Linked DNA regions of Mus musculus: region 2 is linked to region 1. The links are chromatin loops, found by intact Hi-C in ENCODE. Cell type or tissue: heart. All regions are shown on one strand. Links, peaks and the distances in the headings refer to the core of each region. The heading gives the core; the rest is flanking DNA.

Region 1 (8,000 bases), core at 1-8,000:
CACCGGGATTCCTCTGCAAGAGCAGCGAGTGCTCTAAACGGCTGAGTCAGCACTCCTGTATTTTGTATTTTAAAGAAGGACCTCAGAGTAGGGACAGGAGAATCAGGAGTTCATCATCTTGAGCTATCAAAAACTTCATCTCAAAAATAAACAAAAAACAACTTTATTAATGTGAATCATTTTTAAATTCACTGATAAATTCTAGGCGGACTTACACTTGTTAAGAAAACTTGTTAACTGGACCTGGGGACTGGAGAGAAGGTTTAGCAGTGGCTTAGCAATTAAAGATTACTTGCTGCTTTTCCGGAGGACCTGAATTCAATGCTCATCACCCATATCAGGTGTCTTACAAACTGCCTGTAACTCAAGTTCTAGGCTCTAGAATCTAGACTGGATCTGACACCCTCTTCAGGACTCCTTGGACACTGTACTTGTAAATTGTCACCTAGGAACACATGCACACACATAATATAAAAAAATAAATTTAAATGAGTAAATAAATGAATGAATCTCAGTGTGTCTGTCTGTCTCTCCCTCTCCCCCTCCTCCTTCCTTTTGCCCCCTCCCCACCCCCTGTCACTGACGTAGTCTAGGCCAGGCCAGAGACCAGCAAATTCTGTGCTGCCGACTCCCAGTACAGAGCGTCGTCATTGCTGCTGCTTATCTCTTTTGGTCTCCACTTTGGAAGTCTGTGATCTGGATGACATTATTATTTGGATTTCAGGGTTATATTGTCCAGAAACAATCCTGTTTGTGTTCTGCTTCATGTGTTCGTGTTCTCCCCACAACCCCTTGTACCTCCCTGCCCCCATCCCCTATCCCTTATAGCTACTCCCATGGCCCTAGCTGGCCTCTAGCTCTTTGTAGAAGGCCTTGACTTATACCTCTCATGGTTTAAAACTATAGACATGTGCCCAGTTCTGGCTCTGTTCTCTCCTAACCTGCCTCTTCCTCAGTTCCAGTCGTTTCAGTCAGTTGTCCACAAGTTGCAGCGTGACTTGATTTTTTTCTTCTCATTAATCAGTCGTTTCTAACTCTGATACATGGACTGTGTCCTGCTTGCTTGCTTTTTCCACCTTCACTATCAATACTTTAGGTCTCTCTCTCTCTCTCTCTATATATATATGTATATATATAATTTATTTATTTGTTGGTGACACTTGGAGAAGTCCACTCCCATGCTTTCAGGTGTGTCTTTCTTCCCAAGCAACTTTTTTTTGTCTAGTAACACTTCTGTTTTAAAATCTACATTTAATACTTCTATAAAGATTTCAACTCTGCTTCATTTTATATATACCCCAACAGATGAATTACACTGCCACCTCAGCTCCTTGTGGGGCTGAGGGAGCAGGGGCTCAAGGTCAGGGCTTGTCTGAGAAATGTAAACTGGGGACTAGGGCTCGGGCTCAGTGAGAATGTCCCCTGTATCCAGAGCTGTCAGTCCAGTCCCCAGGAGTGCTAAAGCAGTTGGTAGCTGAGCAATGGAAATATTTTTATAGGCCACATTCGCTAGGAAGACCAGACATTTGTAGAAAATGTAATTTAGTGATGAAAGTTAATTCAGCTTTTATTTCTGTACATTTTTTTGTCCCACAGAGTTTTCCACTCTTTGCTGATTTTTTTTTAATCACATATTCAAACTAAAGGAGTAAAATTACTGAGATCAGAAATATTTTAGGACAAAGTGCTCACTGTGAAGATGTGGGGAAGGGGGTCGTTTGCATGGTGGATGATGCTACCTCTTCTTTCTTACGTGGTGTCCCTGCCTATGGGATGTCATCTTGTTCCACGTGGTAGTCTGTGACCAGAAACTAAAGCAATTAGAGCAAACAATGTCGTCGTCTGAGACTGCAATAATAGAACAGCAAGTCTTACAGTATAGTGATTTAGAGTGTTTGTGATGAAAAATATAAGCAATAAACCCAGGGGATTGATGTAAAGAGTCACCATCTTGGGTGGTCATCTTGAGTGAGAAGAAAATAGAATACTGAAACTATAAGTAATTCAGTGATGTTAAGTCAGTTTCTCTCAAGAAGTATCATATTTTAGTTGAAACTTGATAGCTTAGAATAACCAGTCAAAGAATAGTTGTCAGGTAGAAAAAAATAATGACTATGAAAGCCCAGAGGTGAGAAGGACTTGATTGATTGTAGAACAAAGAGAGACCTGGGCTTCCTGGAGCCCACTCAGGAGAGACCATGTTTGTGGTATGTTGAACCTGTGAGAGAATTGTGCAGCCAGTGTCTGATAGGACAGGAGAGCCTTTGATAGGCTCCTAGAGGTAGAGAGGTCGGAGCCCATGCAGCGTTTTGGTCTAGAAAGGGACATGTACATGGGGTGGCATGGAGTAACACTGTGTTTTTGGCTTGACTGTTCAGAGAAAGCCTGTTTTTGTTGCTCTTTGTGTGGGTCCTGGTGTATGGTTGTACATTTTTCTTTTGTTTCACCTTTGGTTTCTTCCATAATTGCCATTGCAGTGCAGTGCTCTTGACTGAAGCTCTGATTAAATTCTTTGACTTTTAAAAGAACTAGTTGAGCAGAGTCAAGAACACTAAATAATATCATCTGATTTGAACATATGTCATTTGGTTTAGAAAATAGTGAGATATGCACATTTGTTTTTTTCTGGGGATTTTAAGAAGCTGGACTTTAATTTTCATGTTACAAAAAAGCAAATTGGCAGAGTCCATAAGTACACAAGAATTAACTTCACTGTTAGAAGGGAAATGGAATGAAAAATAAGCGTATTGTGTCTGGAAGGAGCCAACACCAGCCGGAGGAAAAGACTAAATTGTGGTGCTCTGTGCTTGTGGCAGGACCTGGTGTTGTCATGGAGCTTTCTAGACAATCTCCTAGTACCCTAACAGAGATGTAAACACTAACCTTGCTGTTGGCTGCAACTGTTTCTTTTTCCTTCATTGTGAAAACACTGTTTTGTCTGATGTGCTTGTAGGACCAAGTACAGTTTCCCTTATAATCACAGTAGAGTCATTTCCAGGTTCTCTGAGTCAGTTACCAGGAAGAGAATTATTTATCTCAGAGGCTGACAGTAAAGGAAAGCATAGGACTTAGACTTTAAAATTACTGTAGCATTCAGTTTATGTGAGTCTGCAGCATAACTCCCAATCTAGTTTTGTATATTTTCATAGCATGCTCTTTGGTAGTGAGCAGAGAAGCACTTTTTCTAGGTTGATTTAAGAACATGTCTCTCTGTGGCCATGAGCCCCAAGGCCTTCTCAGAGCTTGGTAATCCTGTGATGTCTCTGCAGCCTGGATAGAGGGTGCTTAGCTCCCCTGCAGCTGCGCACTGGCAAGTTCTGTCTTCACCAGAAGCAAGCTTTGTTCCGTGTGGCCCTACTGTCTGTGCACAGAGCTGCCTTTGATGGGCTGGCTTTGACGTGATTTGTTTACGGCAGCCAGAACGCTTCCTGCATAATGAGAGCAGTTAATCATGGAAACTGGGCTATTCCTGTTTGTGCACTTGTAGCGTGCTTCTGTTGTAAATATTAAAAGGTAATGACCAAAGGATGAAAACCTTTTTTAAAAGGTGCAAACCAGCTAATCCATCAGATCATGTGATTGCTACTGATTACATGGATATCTTTAGGGAAGCAGAAAATGATTGCTGAACACATGCCTTGTGTTTTGATGATTGCATTAAAAGTCCCCGAGTGGGATGACATTTATTGGCTCCCAGAGCTTTTCTTAGATTAAATTCCAGGCATCCGTTACAAGGAGAAATATCACAACGTGTACCTAACAGCATATGTGCAGCTAAAGAATAATTTTGATCAAGCCCTGCTAGGGTCCGCTACAAAAACGAGGGTTTTCAGCAAGACCCCAGACTTTTATTTTGAAGTGGAGTAGCAGCTGTTGGCTATTGCGGTGCAGAGCTGCAGCGCGGCCTGGGTCACACAGTGCTCCCGGTGCCTGTAGGCTGCAGGCCGAGCCCAGTGGCGCAGGCACTAAGCTACACTTATTTTGCTGTGATATTTGACCTTTTGGTTTGAGAGAGCTCCCTGGACCATCTGAATGGCTATGGGAGATGGTGAGTATGATTCCTTTTTCTTGTTGTGCTATGTTATACACTTGGTTTTAAGGTGATGATTGTTTGCTATGTAAGAGATGTATTTCCCCTCAGAATGAAGGACATTTACGTGCTTGTGTGTATTTTTGCTGTATATGGGGTTTTTTTTTTGGGGTGTCTTTCACTTGATGTGTCAGTGTGGGGTCTGGCAAACATAAGGTGGGATTTACCTTGCAACCCAAGCACGGCTTTTTCAGTCTTTGGTATTGGGTCACCAAAGGGTAGTGGAAGGGTCAGGGAATGTGTACAGGAGCTGTGGAGGAGAATGTGGCCTTTGGAGCAATGGCAGATTTAGGCAGGGAGGTTTGATTAGCTAGCTTGACATCTTTCCTGTTGTATTTGACAGAATTTCAATTCCGTGGTAATAAAATACTTAGAGAAGCAAAATGGCTTGCCATGGATACTATACTAATTAGTATGCTTGTGGTTTGTCAGTGTCTCTAGTAAACATCCTTTAAGAAATTTATATAGGACATAATTTGATCACACATTGCTTTTGTTGGTGTTTTGGGAAGGACAATCTTAAAGACACCTATTTCAATAGTATTTTATACTTCTCAGAGGCACTTTCATATACTTTATATACATTGTCTCATCAGGCACAAATGACCAGTGAACTACACAGATATTTGGTGTTTCCATTTCACAGATTAGGAAACTAAGACCTGCTGAAAGGTGTGTTCCAGGTCCAGGCACAGAGCAAACTGGGCTGAAGCAAGAGCCGCAAATGTGTATCTGCTATTGTCCTTCTTAACACTGTTTGAGCTTTTTATTAAGATGCTTTGAGATATGTTTCATAATAACATCATTATCAGAGATGTGTACAGGGGGACTGTAAGGTTCTACCGTGTTTTTTCTCTTTTCTGTTTCTCTTTTTTTTCTGGTGTGTATCTGTGTGTCTAGGTTCTTAATGATTCCTTGCTTGGATTTTTAGGTTTTAAGTCTTAATGTCAGCCTTCCTATGATTAGATTATGACCTCTGTCCTCCAAGAGTTGGTTCTCTTGGCAATATTAGGAATAGGTTGCAAACTTACCAAGTTGCTGTTATTGATAGTCATTTAAAGTATTTTATGTACATTGAAATAGAAATGTGATAATACATTTTGTATTACACATTGTTATGAGTGATTTTGAGAATTTATGTAATTTTTATATGGTCTTATGTAAATAATTTAGATATACTTTATTAAAGTAAAAACATTAAATTAATTTCTCACATACTTAAGAGCATTTCCAAGTTTCTTAGGAAGATTAAACAACAAAAATGTTTAATTTTTAGGCAACTGAATGTTGCATTTGCTTTGAACCATGTCTAGATTTTATTTTATTTTTTTCTACCTATTTTTGGCTGTCCATATATGTTTATTTGGTTTTTATTTTCTAAATAATACATACATTCAGACAGGTTAGGAATATATTGATTTTGTTTTTCATTCAAAGTAATGACCTCTTGTAAAGTTTCCAACTAATTTTCTTTCTTAAAATAGTAACATTTTTGTTGGGTTAAAATATGCCTTTTTAAAAAAACCTTAAAAGTCTGAATAATAAAGAAAGGCAGTAGGCTGTCAGAATGAATAGTTTTAACATTTGGTATGATTACTGAGTGTGATGAGTTTCTCACATACAATTTGAATGTGTGAACACCATGCACAATTTCATTGCTCTATTCCTATTTGCACATTTAAAAATTTTAACTATGAATATAGTGTGTAAATATCTTTTAAAAATTGAAATGATCATATTACAAAAAACTCTGTAAACTTGTTCATACTTTATGCAGTGAGATCTCCTGCCTTTTATATGCTTTAACATAAATATGCTTTCATATATAAACCTTCAAACAAATTCTGTGTTGATTGTTGTTTATTTGTGTTAGGCGTGGGGACTGGGGAATGGAGCCCAGGGCCTCACTTCCTCTGTGCAGTATTTTACTGCTGAGGCACATCCCTTGAAAGCAGTCATTCTGAATATACTTTTGACATTTGCTATGTCTGCTCAGCACATGAAGTGTGTTACTATCATGCTGTCATGTGTTATTCTACCTCTTCTGTGTAAACTGTTGCATGGTCTTCCACTGTATACATGCAGTATAACTATTTCACCTTCAGTGAAAGTTTACATCCTTTGCCATGTATAATTTTTCCTAAGTTGGTCTGGGACAGACACTTTTACCCAGGCTGTTTATGTGAGTACAGAGACGTGCATTTTCCCCCCAAATACTCTGTAAGTAGCATTTTAGAACTTAAAAGTCTGCCTTTAAATTGTGTTAGCTGTAACAATATTCCAGAAATACGTTATTATATACATTCCAACAGTAGTACCTACTAGCCAATATTCTTTTCAGTTCATTGCTTGCTATTATTACTTGTTTAAACAATTTTCCAATCATATCAGTGAAAAGTATTTCAGACATTATCAAACATAGCTGCTTTCTGGCAACCCTTCTCATCTTCATATGACTCGTGTGTGTATGTGTGTGTGTGTTTGTGTTCTCTTAGCTGCCTTTTGGTTTGCTTTATTTATTTGGTCTGCTTACTTACACAGGTGTATGTGAAAGCCAGAGGTTAGTGCCTTTCTTCATTACTCTTGTGTATTTTCTAAGACAGTATTTCTCAGTCAACTTGGACTTCACTGTTTAGCTGGGCTGATTGGCCAGGAAGCCGGTGGGATCTATCCATTGCAGCCATCCAGAGATAGCAATGAAGCTTTAGATATGGTTTGCTGTGTGCCATGCTCAGCTGTTTTGTGGGTGCTGAGTGCTTAGTGTTTGTACAATAAACACTTACTTTACCCACTGAGCCATCTCCCTAGTCTCACCTTGTGGCATCTTTGACCAAATCATTTGACTTTTTATTTGTTTATAGTTGATTTTTAGATATTCCAGTGATGTCATTGGTGGTTTTATTTTAAGGTCAATTCAGATTTATGAGGTCCTGGAATGACTTACTGCTTGGTGAATTCTTGAGGGTAGATTTTGGATGTTTTTAACTTAAGTTGTCTCATTCTTAATTCCAAAGCATAAAACCAAACATTTTGAGTAATTATGTAATATTATGCTCTAGGCAGTCAAATCAGAGAGGGTTAATTAAAAACCTGTAGGATTATTATGTGGTACTGACGCCTGCATTTGGCCGCAGAAGCATGAGAAAGGAATTTGGCCTTTTGTTGTTCCTGCAGAATGGCTGGAAAGAAATAAGGTTTTGTTACAAATGGACTTTTCCTAAATTTTTTATATTTCAATATAGTCTATTAAAAAATTAATATTTTAAGAATATACACAACTGGACCAGGCATGGTGGCAAACTTTAACCCCAGCACTCAGGAGGGAAATGCTTTGTGATCTCAAGGCCAGCTTGGTCTATACAGTGAGTTCTAAACCACCCAGGGCAATGTAGTGAGATCCTTAGGGATCAACCTTCCATGAGATCCTTTGGCTTCTAGGATCACATGTAACTCATCTGAAATTTAGTTTAAGAGGAATAGAATACTGATGCTGAAAAGATCCTTCTTCCTTGCTCTTGAACATTTTTTTTTTTTTTATGACACACTAGGATTGTATGATGTAAATCACAGGAGAGAAACCTGCCTTTTACTTGATGGTGTAAGGCCAGTATTTTCTACTAAAATCAATGATAGGATAAAAAAAATAAATGTATGGAGAGAAAGTAAATTACAAGGATCAAAAGAGTGGATGGTCCTGAGAATCAGGAAAGCCAGTGCTGTGCAGAATAGTCCAAGAAGAGATGCCGTGTCAGGGAGTATTCAAAGGGCCACTTGACACAATCACACCTCTTTCTACTCTGTTGATTGACTTTCTATCCATGCCCTAAAACAACAGTATTAGCATCACTGTAAGGCAGAAGACAGGGGCCACTAAGATTGAAAGTAGCAAGTGGCTAAAAATAAAAAGCAC
Region 2 (10,676 bases), core at 1,587-9,586, 140 kb after region 1:
AAATGACTGAGGAAGCCAGCTTGCCCCGCAGGTGCCTGCATGCAAGTACACACAAGAACACAGCATGTTGCTGACTTGAGACACTCAGATTTGTCACTTCACAAATAAGAGCAAGAGATTCCACTACCTGGAGTTGGGGTGTCACCATAACAAACACTGGAAGGACTTGGGCTCTGGCATCAGGTAACAGAAACTGGGAGGCCTCAAAGAGGTTGCTCCCGCAAGCCAAAAAGGCACCGAGGAGATTATTCATTGAAACTAGAGCTGGTGGGAGCTTTCAGTTTAGAAGGGAATAGAAATGTTCCTGGAAGCTGGGGAAAAGGTAATCTTGTTCTGTAATGGGAAACGCTCTGGCAGCACAGTGGCCACGGTTAACATGGAAAAGAACAGAAGAGCCAGGCCTGGTGGTGCACACCTGTAATCCCAGTGCTTAAAAATCGGAGGCAGTAGGAGCAGAAGTTCAGGTTGACCCACAGCTACATGTTGAAACCAGCCTAAGTTACTCAAGAAACTGTCTAAACAAGCAAGCAAACTGAACAAAATCACAGAGGGCTGGGAAGATGGCTTAGTCAGTAATTGACTGTTGAGCATGGGAACCCAAATAAAAGGTGAGTGCACGGGATGGACAGGTGGCTCAGTCGTTAGGAGCACTGACTGCTCTTCCAGAGGACCTGGGTTCAATTCTCAGCACCCACATGACTATAACTCCAGTACAAGAAGATCTGACACCCTCTTATGGCTTCTGCAAGCATTGGACACTCATGATAAACAGACATATACAAGGCAAAACACCTATATGCATTTAAAAATAAAAATTAAAGGTACTCCCTTGCCAGAAGACAACAAATGTCAGATTAAGAGATGTATACACACCTCAGCATCCTCATGGAGATGTCAGAACTATCAGGAATTGGTTCTCTCCTTCCACTCCGTGGGTCCTGGGAATCAAATTGGGTTGTCAGATGCTGTGGCGGGTGCTTTTACTCACACTCACTCATCTGTATCCCCCAGCTCCAACTTCTTCGCTGATTCCATTTAATAAACTTATATTTTCAATGATTTTCTGATATTGTTAGTTTGCCATATTTAAAATGAATAGCTTCCCATACTAGAAATGAAGCCAAGGCCTTGAGCATGCTAGACAGGCATTCTCCCAATGAGAGAGAATGCCTAGCTCAATGATCGTTTTAATTTTGTCCTGCTTTGTATACCTTGGCAGCCTTAATAAGCTGAGCTCTGGGCTGGAGAGATGGCTCATCAGGTAAGAGTACCGACTGCTCTTCCAAAGGTCCTGAGTTCAATTCCCAGCAACCACGTGGTGGCTCACAACCATCTGTAATGAGATCTGATGCCCTCGTCTGGTGTGTCTGAAGACAGCTACAGTGTACTCATATAAATAAAATCTTAAAAAAAAAAAAAAAAAAGCTGAGCTCTGCCACTTGTTCTTCAAAGACAACTGAAAGGCTGGAGAGGTGTCTTCTTGGTTAAGAGCACTGGCTGCTCTTCCAGAAGACCGCATCCAATCCCCAGCACCCACATGATGGCTCACAACTCCAGTCACAAGGGAGCTGACACTCTCTTCTAGCCTCATGGGCACTGTGCAGTGTACACAGACATACATGCAGACAAAACACCCATACACAGAAAATGAAAAATAAGAGACATGTGTAAATATCTTTAAAACACAATAGTACATGTAAGTCTGTGTATAAATGTACATGTAGCTTAATGTACATGGCGTTTCTCATCTGGGATGACAATGCTCCCTCCAAGAGCCAAAGAGCACCTAACAAAACTCCAACACCGCCAGGTGCGGTGGTGCACGCCTTTAATCCCAGCAGAGGCAGGCAGATTTCTGAGTTCGATGCCAGCCTGGTCTACAAAGTGAGTTCCAGGACAGCCAGGGCTACACAGAGAAACCCTGTCACACACACAAACACACATACACACACAAAAACAAACAAACAAAAACTCCAACATCAGACATGAGGAGCCTTCTTTTGAATTGTTGAATTGTTGGTCACAGTCATCTGAAGTCCCCTCAAACATTACAGGTTATTGCCATTCCCTTTGTTTGTCCCCTAGAAGTGGAAAGTTAGTCCCTGTTGCTAAAAACACCAAACACTTCAAATGCAGGCCCTACAGGCTGCTGAGCAGGATCCAACCTGAATGGCTCTTCTCTGAGGACTAGCTTTCATGGTACTAGAAGGTGCCATGCAGTTTCCAAAGGAGAAAAGAAAGCAACAGTCCTAAACAGTGAAAATGGCCACCAAGACATGATAACCCTAAGGGTACAGTGCTGGCAACTTTGTATCATTTTATTGGGTTCTTAGACCTCGAACACCTTTCCAACCCCTATTTCACCCTAATACCCTCCAACTCCCAGCACTAAGTAGGAGAGAAAGATTAGAATGGAAAGGGGACGTAGCCTCTGTAGGTTACTTCCAGCTGAATAGGGTCATTGGGATCCTAGGGGCAAGTCCAATCTTCATTGTCAGAATACCCAGCAGTTCAACATTAGCGAATGCAGCAGGGGAGCAGCCTCTGTCACAGAACCTCTCGGACTCCTAGCATTTAGACCCTCTCCAGAGTCCCCAGAATTAAACTCTCTGGAGCTGGCAAAAATCATACCCCACCTGGAGCAGGAGACAATCATGGTTAATGGCTGTGCAAAATCTGAAGTAGCCCTATATCCCACATCTGGGATTAAATTAGAGAAAACATAACATAACCTGGTTTTTAAAGAAACCAAAAGCTCTCAGTACAGTACAGTTGTGGCACATATACCTTGCTTGTAACCAGTGGCTCTCAACTCAGACTTAAGGCATGCTATGCAAGAAAGAAATCACGGCTTCCACTAGAAACGTAGCCAACTACCCACTCTGGTGATGCCATAGAGCTTGAGGAGAACCCACCCCTACCGATTTACTAAGCCAGCAAAGTGCCAAGCTACATTCCAAATAGTTGCCCTTATACTTGAAAAAATGTAGTCCTCACCCCTCATCAAGGAAACCTCTCTTTGCAGACAGAAACTATGACAGAAAACCACAGCCCACCAGAATGCAGGACTGGATCCCAGTCCCGGATACATTTACAAGATGACTCGTGCACCTAAGGTTCAGGGAGCATTTCAGGAGAGGGGACTGGGATTGGGAGAGCCAAAGGATGAGGGGGTGGGGGGAGGTGACAATGAGATTGCGTCTTCTAGTAAGGTCAGAAGCTACACCCATAGTGTCTCACTAACGTGACTGTTAAAACATCAGCTAAACAAGGACAGCACTGATGGACATGCTATCATGGACAGAGGAAAGACCAAACGACCTCCTTCCTATACAAAGAACTACAGGGAACGAAGGAATGCTGAGAGCTGGAGAAATTGTCTTCCCCAGAAGAGAGCACAGCAACTGGTCATCCAAATGGTCAGACCTGAAAACGTGCACACAAGTAACGTTATACAGACTGAGCTCCTTAGGGGTTTTTTTTTTTAATCTGTTTAGGAATATATATGTACTTGCATACATGCATATGTGCATGCAACACCAATGGAAAAGGTCATAAATTTGAAAGAGAGCAGGAGGGGGCATAGGGGAGCGTTTGGGGGGAGGGAAAGGAGAGGGACGATGCAATTATAATCTCAAAAAATAAAAGAACAACAAAAAAAAAGTAGACAAGTAATAAAAACAGAGATACAGTCCACGTGACCATGCTGGGAAGAGGACAAAATGAAATGTTCTAGTGAACCGCTCCATCCTCAAGGGTGATGAGAGAGGTTTTAGGTTGACTAGAGGGTGAGAGGTGTGTATAGGTAATCAGTCCCGGCTAAAGAGCTGTCCCAACCATCACTGACCTGTCATGATCTCAACTCGAATCCTTTCTATATATATATATCCTGTATATATATCTTCTGTAGCTCAGGTTGGCTTCGAACATTGTTTCTCCTGTGTTAACCTCCCTAGTGCTGGGATTACATATCTTGTGGTTTGAATAAGAATAGCCCCCATAGACTCTCGAGTGAGTGTGTGTGTGTGTGTGTGTGTGTGTTTAAATGCTTGTTCCATAAAGAATGGACTATTAGGAGGTGTGGCCTTTTGGAGGAAGTCTCAATGTGAGGCTTTGAGGTTTTCCTTGCTCAAGCTACACCCAGTGTGGTACACAGTGTCTCCCTGCTGCCTGAGATCGAGATGTAGAACTCTCAGTTCCTTCTTCAGCAGCACCACGTCTGCCTGTATGTTGTCATGCTTCTCGACAGACATGATGTAACAAACTAAACCTCCAAAACTGTAAGTTAGCCTCAGTGAAATATTTTCCTTTAACTGGGACATGCCTTTAATCTTAGCACTCAGGAGACAGACACATGTGGATCTTTGAGTTCAAGGCCAGCCTGGTCTACAGAATGAGTTCCAGGACAACCAAGACTACACAGAGAAACCCTTTATAAGAGTTGCCATGGTCATTGTTCACCCACTAATAGGGAACGTGAGCTGGGTTTAGACCGTCATGAGACAGGACCTTCAGAAGAGCAATCGGTGCTCTTAACCACTAAGCCATCTCTCCAGGCCATCTTAAAATTCTTAAGCGATAAGGAGGTCGGCCAGTTCCTCCTGCTTTCTGTTTTTTATAACCCACGCACACACGCACGCTCCATCCACAGTGGGGAACAATCATGGAGGAAGAGGGTTCCCAGACTGCCCTTCGAGAATAAAATGGGAGGCCAGAACCAAAGTCTTTTGGATAAAGTACCACATCGGACTATGCACTAACCCATTTGGCTGCCTTCCTTCCCAAGGCATGGATCGTCCCAGCATAGGAAAGATCTCCCTCCCTCCCTCTCTCCCTCTCTCCCTCCTTCCCTCCCTTTTGACCCATTTTCATTCTTCTACCATACACTCAATAAAATTAAATTAAATTAAATTAAATAAAGAGTTGCCATGGTCATGTCTCTCTGTGGCAATAGAAACCCACTGAGACAACATGCATGCACCATTTCAACCTGTTTCCAAAGAGGAATGTTTGACAGAGAAAAGTCATTTTCTTTGGGTATGGTCTTGAATAAATCTAGTTCCAATAATTTCTGTCACCAGGTCTTTCAGTAGAGCTGTGAGCTGAATTAACCTGAAAGTCCTTGCTGTTTTAAGGCAGGGTCTTGGCTGGCCTAGAGCTCAACTGTGAATACCAGGCTTCTATAAACTCACAGAGATTTCTTCCCTGCCCAGTCCTCCAGTGCACTGGGACAAAGAGCACACCCCATCACCCTGGCCCTGACCTTAGATGTTGGCAAATGTTAGCTTTCAGAGGCTGTGCTTCTACATATGTGTGAGTACTCTAGTGCATAAACTGATTAAAGAGACAAATGATAGCACAATTACACTTGTCCCAAGAATCAGAGAATTACTCCCCCTTCCCCCGTTATTTCCAACAGTTAATAATAAACCTGTCAAATGAACGTTGCTGGACCCACATCCGAATCCTTTGGAAACAATATTATGTGAAAAAAGCAATAATCGAGGGCCGGCTTGGAGGGAGCAGTTCTTCTCAAAGCTTGTTAGGGATACCCAGACACAGACTTCCATGAAGCAGTAAAAGGGAGCACTTGGGCATAGATAGGAAGTCTCTATGCTTAGTGTATTCTTTGTCTTTTGCTGCGGGTATCTGTGTGTGTGTGTGTGGTTTTTGTTTGTTTGTTTGTTTGTTTGTTTGTTTTGTCTTCGTGCTACCTGAACCATAACCTCCCGGGTTTGTTTGTTGTCTTTTGTTTTAGAAAAACACTAGTTTTCTTCACGTTAACTCTCACAGCAATTTGCATGGTTTGTGTTAGCGCACATGATTAAGGAATAACGAGGGTGTCACACACTCTTGTGCTATGTGCGTCACCAGATCTTCTGGGCTCTGCAAATTTGCTTTGTTTTGTTTTGAGACAAGCCCTTGTATATAACCTTGATTCAGCCGGAGCTCGCCAAGTAGACCAAGCTGACCTCGAACTCAGACCAGCATGCTTCTGCCTCCGGATTAAAGTTGAGTTGAGAGGGGCGGGGACCTTTTAGGGAGGGCTGACTGGCTTATTCTCCTGCCAATCAAGATCTTCTGCACAACAGACCTAGCTTACATCAGACGAGATGTACCCGCTTTTCTCTGGAGCGGGGGCAAAAGCCGACGAAAGGGTATTTCCCAGAACCGACGGAAGTAGGACCTGGAACCACTTCCTCCAGTGCGGGCCAATGAGCTCTTACTTATGGCAGTCAATTTAGTCCCGGAGGGGAAGAGCGTTTTGATTGGTGGCTCAGCCGGGAACGCAGAGGCTCACGGGAATCCATTCCGGCCGCTTCGCCGTGACTGCCCAGAAGACCTGTCAGTCAGCCGAGCGTAACCGGTCACACCTCTTCCGCCGCCAGGCCGCGACACCGCGGGGGCCGGGCAGCGCCGCTCGGCCCAGGCGCTAGTGCCGCCGCGAGGCGCGGGGCCGCGAGGGGCGGGCCTGGGAGGGGAGCGGCCGCAGGGGCGGGGCCGGAGGAGGAGGCGGAAGCGGCGAGCGAGCCCAAGCCGGAGCCGCATCGAAGCTGCGTCCGGGCCGGCGGAGCGGCGGCGGCGGGGTTGGCCGGGGCGAAGGGGCGCTGGAGCCTGGGCGGGCGGGCAGAGGGCTGGGGGGGGGGGGGCGCGGCCCGGGAGCGGGTGACGGGCGTGCCGGGGGGATGCGCGCTGGGGCTGTGGGGCGGGGCGGGCGGCGGCCGCGGGAGCGGCGCCGGGGGCGGGCGGCGGCATGAGGCGCGGGGCCGGCGGCCGCGGGAGGGCGGCGCGGCTCGCGGCCCGGTCGCTCCCGCCGCAGCTGCTGGCCCGCACGCTGTGCCCTGACAGCTGGGCCTCGGCCGCTCTCGTCTCAGCCGCGTCCCGCGCCGCCGCAGGTGACCACTCGCCGCGCCGCCGGAGGCTTCACCCGCGTCCTCCCTCAGGACGCGCCCGCGGAGCTCGGGCGCCTTCGCCCCGGACCCGGAGGCCGCGCTGCGCGGGGCGGCGGCGAGGCCGGAAGATGGCCTGGGTGCTCAGTATGGACGAGGTGATCGAGTCCGGGCTGGTGCACGACTTCGACTCCAGCCTGTCCGGCATCGGGCAGGAGCTGGGCGCCGGCGCCTACAGCATGAGGTAAGGGGCGCGCGGCTGCCTCCGCCGGGCGGGGCCTGGGCCGCGGGGTCGGGGTCCTGCCGCGTGGCGCCGTGGCCTGGGAGGCCGACGGGGGCGGCTAGCGGCGGAGGACCCCGTCGCTTCTGCCTGGGGAAGCCGCGCTAGCCGTTGAGATTGGGTCAGAGGGGCAGGGACTTTCTTTCCAAGTGATTTACGAGTCCTTTTAGCTGGAGTAGGCTGTACAAAAGGCACTGTTTCTAATGGGAAAACTGTAGCTTTTCCTACGGTGCCTGGTAGCGTGGCCTGCGACTTTCAGCCGCTTGACATTCTGATAGTAAGTTATATTGTGAGTGAAAGTAGCCCTGAGGGTTGGCGAGCGCAGTGACTTGCTTGTATAGTCTCCTGATTGAGAGTGAAGTTGGGCCCTTGCTAGGTTTCTTCATTCTCAAAGTGACTCCCCTCAGGCTGTTTCCTTTTGCAGAGGGCTTTAAGATTGTGCCACACACAATAGTTTAGTCACTGCTGTCTGCACCAGCAGCTGTTCCTTTTTGTGTAATTGGGAGAGGCGGAAACAGATAGGAGCCAAGTGTGTCTGCCCCTTACTTATCCCGAAAGAGTTGAAGAGTTCTTGGTGGCTCGGCAGCCCTTTGTTTCGATGTTGGAATATGGCTTGTGTAGGGTATGGTTTACCCAAGGAGGTAAAAAACGGAGTGGTTTTTGAAACGTGTGAATTAAGTGTAGTACTTAGTTTTCAGCAGTATGGTTGGTTGTGTAAAGTGTGCGATGTGGGCTCCCTGGGGCTCTCCTACCTTTCCTGCCGCCCAGGGGAGGTCAGAAGCATTGTTAATACCCTAAGAGAAATGCCCTGGGTCAGAGCTGGTCTGCACAAGTCCAGCCTCATCCCTGAAGCAATTAGCCTTGACTCTGGCGGGTCGGGAGGTTTCTTGGCCCGTGGAAAGAAGCGGTGGAAAACATACTAAACTAAGAATTAAGCCGCTCGCATGCATCTGACCCTGACTTGGTCTTTGCTTGCCTCCCTAAACTTGGCACCTTCTTTCTCTCAGTTGTGTAACTTGAGGGCTTCGGATGAGGCGGATTGTTTGCTAGACCAACTCTTGGTTGTTGAGGAAATTGAGCTACCGAAAGTCTAGGGATCATCTAGAGAGGACTGGAGAGTAGGCTCTTCTGGAAGTCTTCCTTTAGTGCGTGTCCTTGTCCACTGGAGAGCACAGGAGCGGAGCCCAGCCTGGTCTCCTTGCTTCAAGTTCTCAGTCAGATGGGGCTGCTGAACAGCTTGCTTATTGGTAGGTTTTAGAACTTGGCTTTTTTCTAGGATCTTCTGTGAACTTGTGCTTGGCTAACTTGTGTTTGGGGGGTTATTTCTCTGAAAAGGAAGTCAATTCTTGGTGGCAGCCTTCTCTTAATAATAATCTTTAAGGCATGCTGGCATCTTTGTGGTTCTCATCTATGATACTCCACTCAGGAAAACCTTTTCAGTGTTTTTGGCTATGTCCTTTCATATAAAATTTCTAGAGTCTCAGAAAGTGTCAGTTTTTGAGGGGACTTGTTTATTTGTTTATAAATTAATTGGGTCATGAGAAATCAAGAGGAGTTTGCCTCTTGTGCCTTTCAAGACCTTTGATTTGAAAATTTCAAGTATAAACTACTGTGAAATTGAACTGACAAGTAGACCCTCCTAGGGGCATGAGGCTTCGCTTCTGCAGGCCTCCCCCGTAACCCTGTCCCCCAGAGCAGACTGCTGCTTCTGAGAAGGTATTAGGAAGCAAACTTATCTTTTTGTTATTTGTTCTCACCTGTGAAGCTCAAGAAGTAAGCCTGATGTGGAGCTCACATCTGTAATTTCAGCACTTGGAAGGCTGAGGCAGTAAGGTGACCTGAGTTTGAGTCAAACCTGGGTACATATTTTGACCGTCATATAGACACATACAGATCAGGAAGTATACTTGAGCTTCTTGGAGAAATCTGGATAAAGTTTTGGTTTGGTGGGCTGCAGAGATGGCTCAGCAGGTAAAGTCATATGCTGACATCTTGCCAACATGAGTTCTAGCCCCAGGAACACATGGTAGAAAGAGGACTGACTTCTGCAAGTTGTCCTCTTACCACATGCATGCAGAAGGCATGTTTGTGCTAATTGTATTTTTAATTAAGTGCAAGCTGCTTTCTAGTGTTCTTTATACTGTATTTGCTGTCTTTGGATATTTCTTAAAATAGAATTTATTCTGTCTCTAACCTCAGGGCTTTGGGAATTAAACCCAAGGCCTTGAATGTACTAGGTAAGGTATTTTCTTTCTTCCTTCCTTTCTTTCCTTTCCTTTTCCTTTTTTTCCTTTATTTTTTTAGATAAGGCCTCACTATGCAGTCCAGGCTATCCTGGAATTTACTATGTAGCTAGCCTGGGCTTCCTTGAATAAATCCTGAGTGCTGAGGTTATAGGAATTTATAGGAATAAAGCACCATTTTCTTTTCCTTCCTTCCTTCCTTCCTTCCTTCCTTCCTTCCTTCCTTCCTTTTCTTTCTTTTCTTTCTTTTCTTTCTTTTCTTTCTTTTCTTTCTTTCTTGAGAAAGGGTCTCATTTAGTCCAAATATCAGAGGATAACTTATGATCCTCTTGCCTCCACCTCCAGAGTGCTTGGATTATAGGTGTGAACTACCCTCTGGTCTGTGTGGTGCTGGGATTGAATCCAGGTGTTGTGTATAGTAGCTAGTTAAGCATGCTACCAATTTAGCCATATCTTCTGCCTTTGTGACTTTTTTTAGACTTTTTTTAGGCTGTCTTGGAGCTTACAGTATAGCCCAGGCTGGCCTCAAATTTGAGATCTGCTTCTGCCTTCCAAATACTGCAATTTTTATTTTTAAAACTTGTGTTCTAGGGGTACTTTGTTTAGCTTTTGTGGACAGTAACTTGAAAGAATTGGAGCATTGCTTTTCTTTTTATGTATGGCATTATACATGTTTTATTAAATACTTTAGGCTGGGGTGTTGGAACTGTGCTTAGGCTACTCTCGGACACTCCCTTTGCTTTGCCTTTTCTGGGGGGAGAGGGTCTGGTTCTCATTTTGCTGATATAGTCTATCTTGTTCAGATTCCCTTTGAAATGAACCAAGTCATATATAAATCTTAATCTTTTTATTACAACATTTAAGCTGGGGGTGTAGTTGAATTGATAGAGTCCTTGACTAGATGCATGAAGCCCTGGGTTCAATCCCTAGCGCTGCCTAAAACTGGGCAGTGTTACATCTCTTGTATGTAGAAATATCAGAATTTTAAGGCTATTCTGGGCTACATAGCACGTTCTAGGCCAGCTTGAGATACATGAGTCTGTCAAGAAACAGCGAGAGAAGGAAAGAAAGCCAGCCCTTAATAATTGATAAAATAAGTACAAACCATTTTTAAATATTTCACAAGAGAAAAAGTTTAGCCATTAGAGTGAAGTTTCTTCTTATTTCTTATTTTATGAAACAACTTCTTTGGATTTGCTTATCTGAGACAAATAAAATCAGCCTCACACAGGTAAGCGCTGAGGACAAGCAAGTTTGTATAGA

The links. A loop is a pair of places that touch in the nucleus more often than their neighbours do. Peaks named below come from ENCODE experiments on the same cell type or tissue, not always from the same donor. Only the 100,000 strongest peaks of a DNase experiment are listed, where the experiment ranks them.
Region 2: a loop joins it to region 1, with 2.6 times the contacts of the local background. A loop is called at or near these places in 2 of 42 quality-filtered maps.

Annotation. Positions count from the first base shown.
Region 1 is chr9:113,789,419-113,797,418 of GRCm38, forward strand. All of the region lies in intron 7 of Clasp2 (CLIP associating protein 2), which reads left to right. Among named protein-coding and RNA genes, the nearest start is that of Clasp2, 52 kb to the left of the region's middle. In heart, for the core only: no CTCF peak of the experiment used is centred there; DNase peaks (open chromatin) are centred at 3,353 and 3,893; H3K4me3 peaks cover 1,809 bases; H3K27ac peaks cover 1,930 bases.
Region 2 is chr9:113,924,633-113,935,308 of GRCm38, forward strand. It overlaps Ubp1 (upstream binding protein 1), which reads left to right and starts at 6,680. Exons shown (of 16, transcript NM_001372510.1): 1 at 6,680-7,134. The coding sequence starts at 7,022. Gm39439 (a long non-coding RNA gene) reads right to left here and starts at 6,294. Exons shown (of 4, transcript XR_003948257.1): 1 at 6,095-6,294; 2 at 874-938. In heart, for the core only: no CTCF peak of the experiment used is centred there; DNase peaks (open chromatin) are centred at 4,119, 6,279 and 6,999; H3K4me3 peaks cover 3,494 bases; H3K27ac peaks cover 3,096 bases.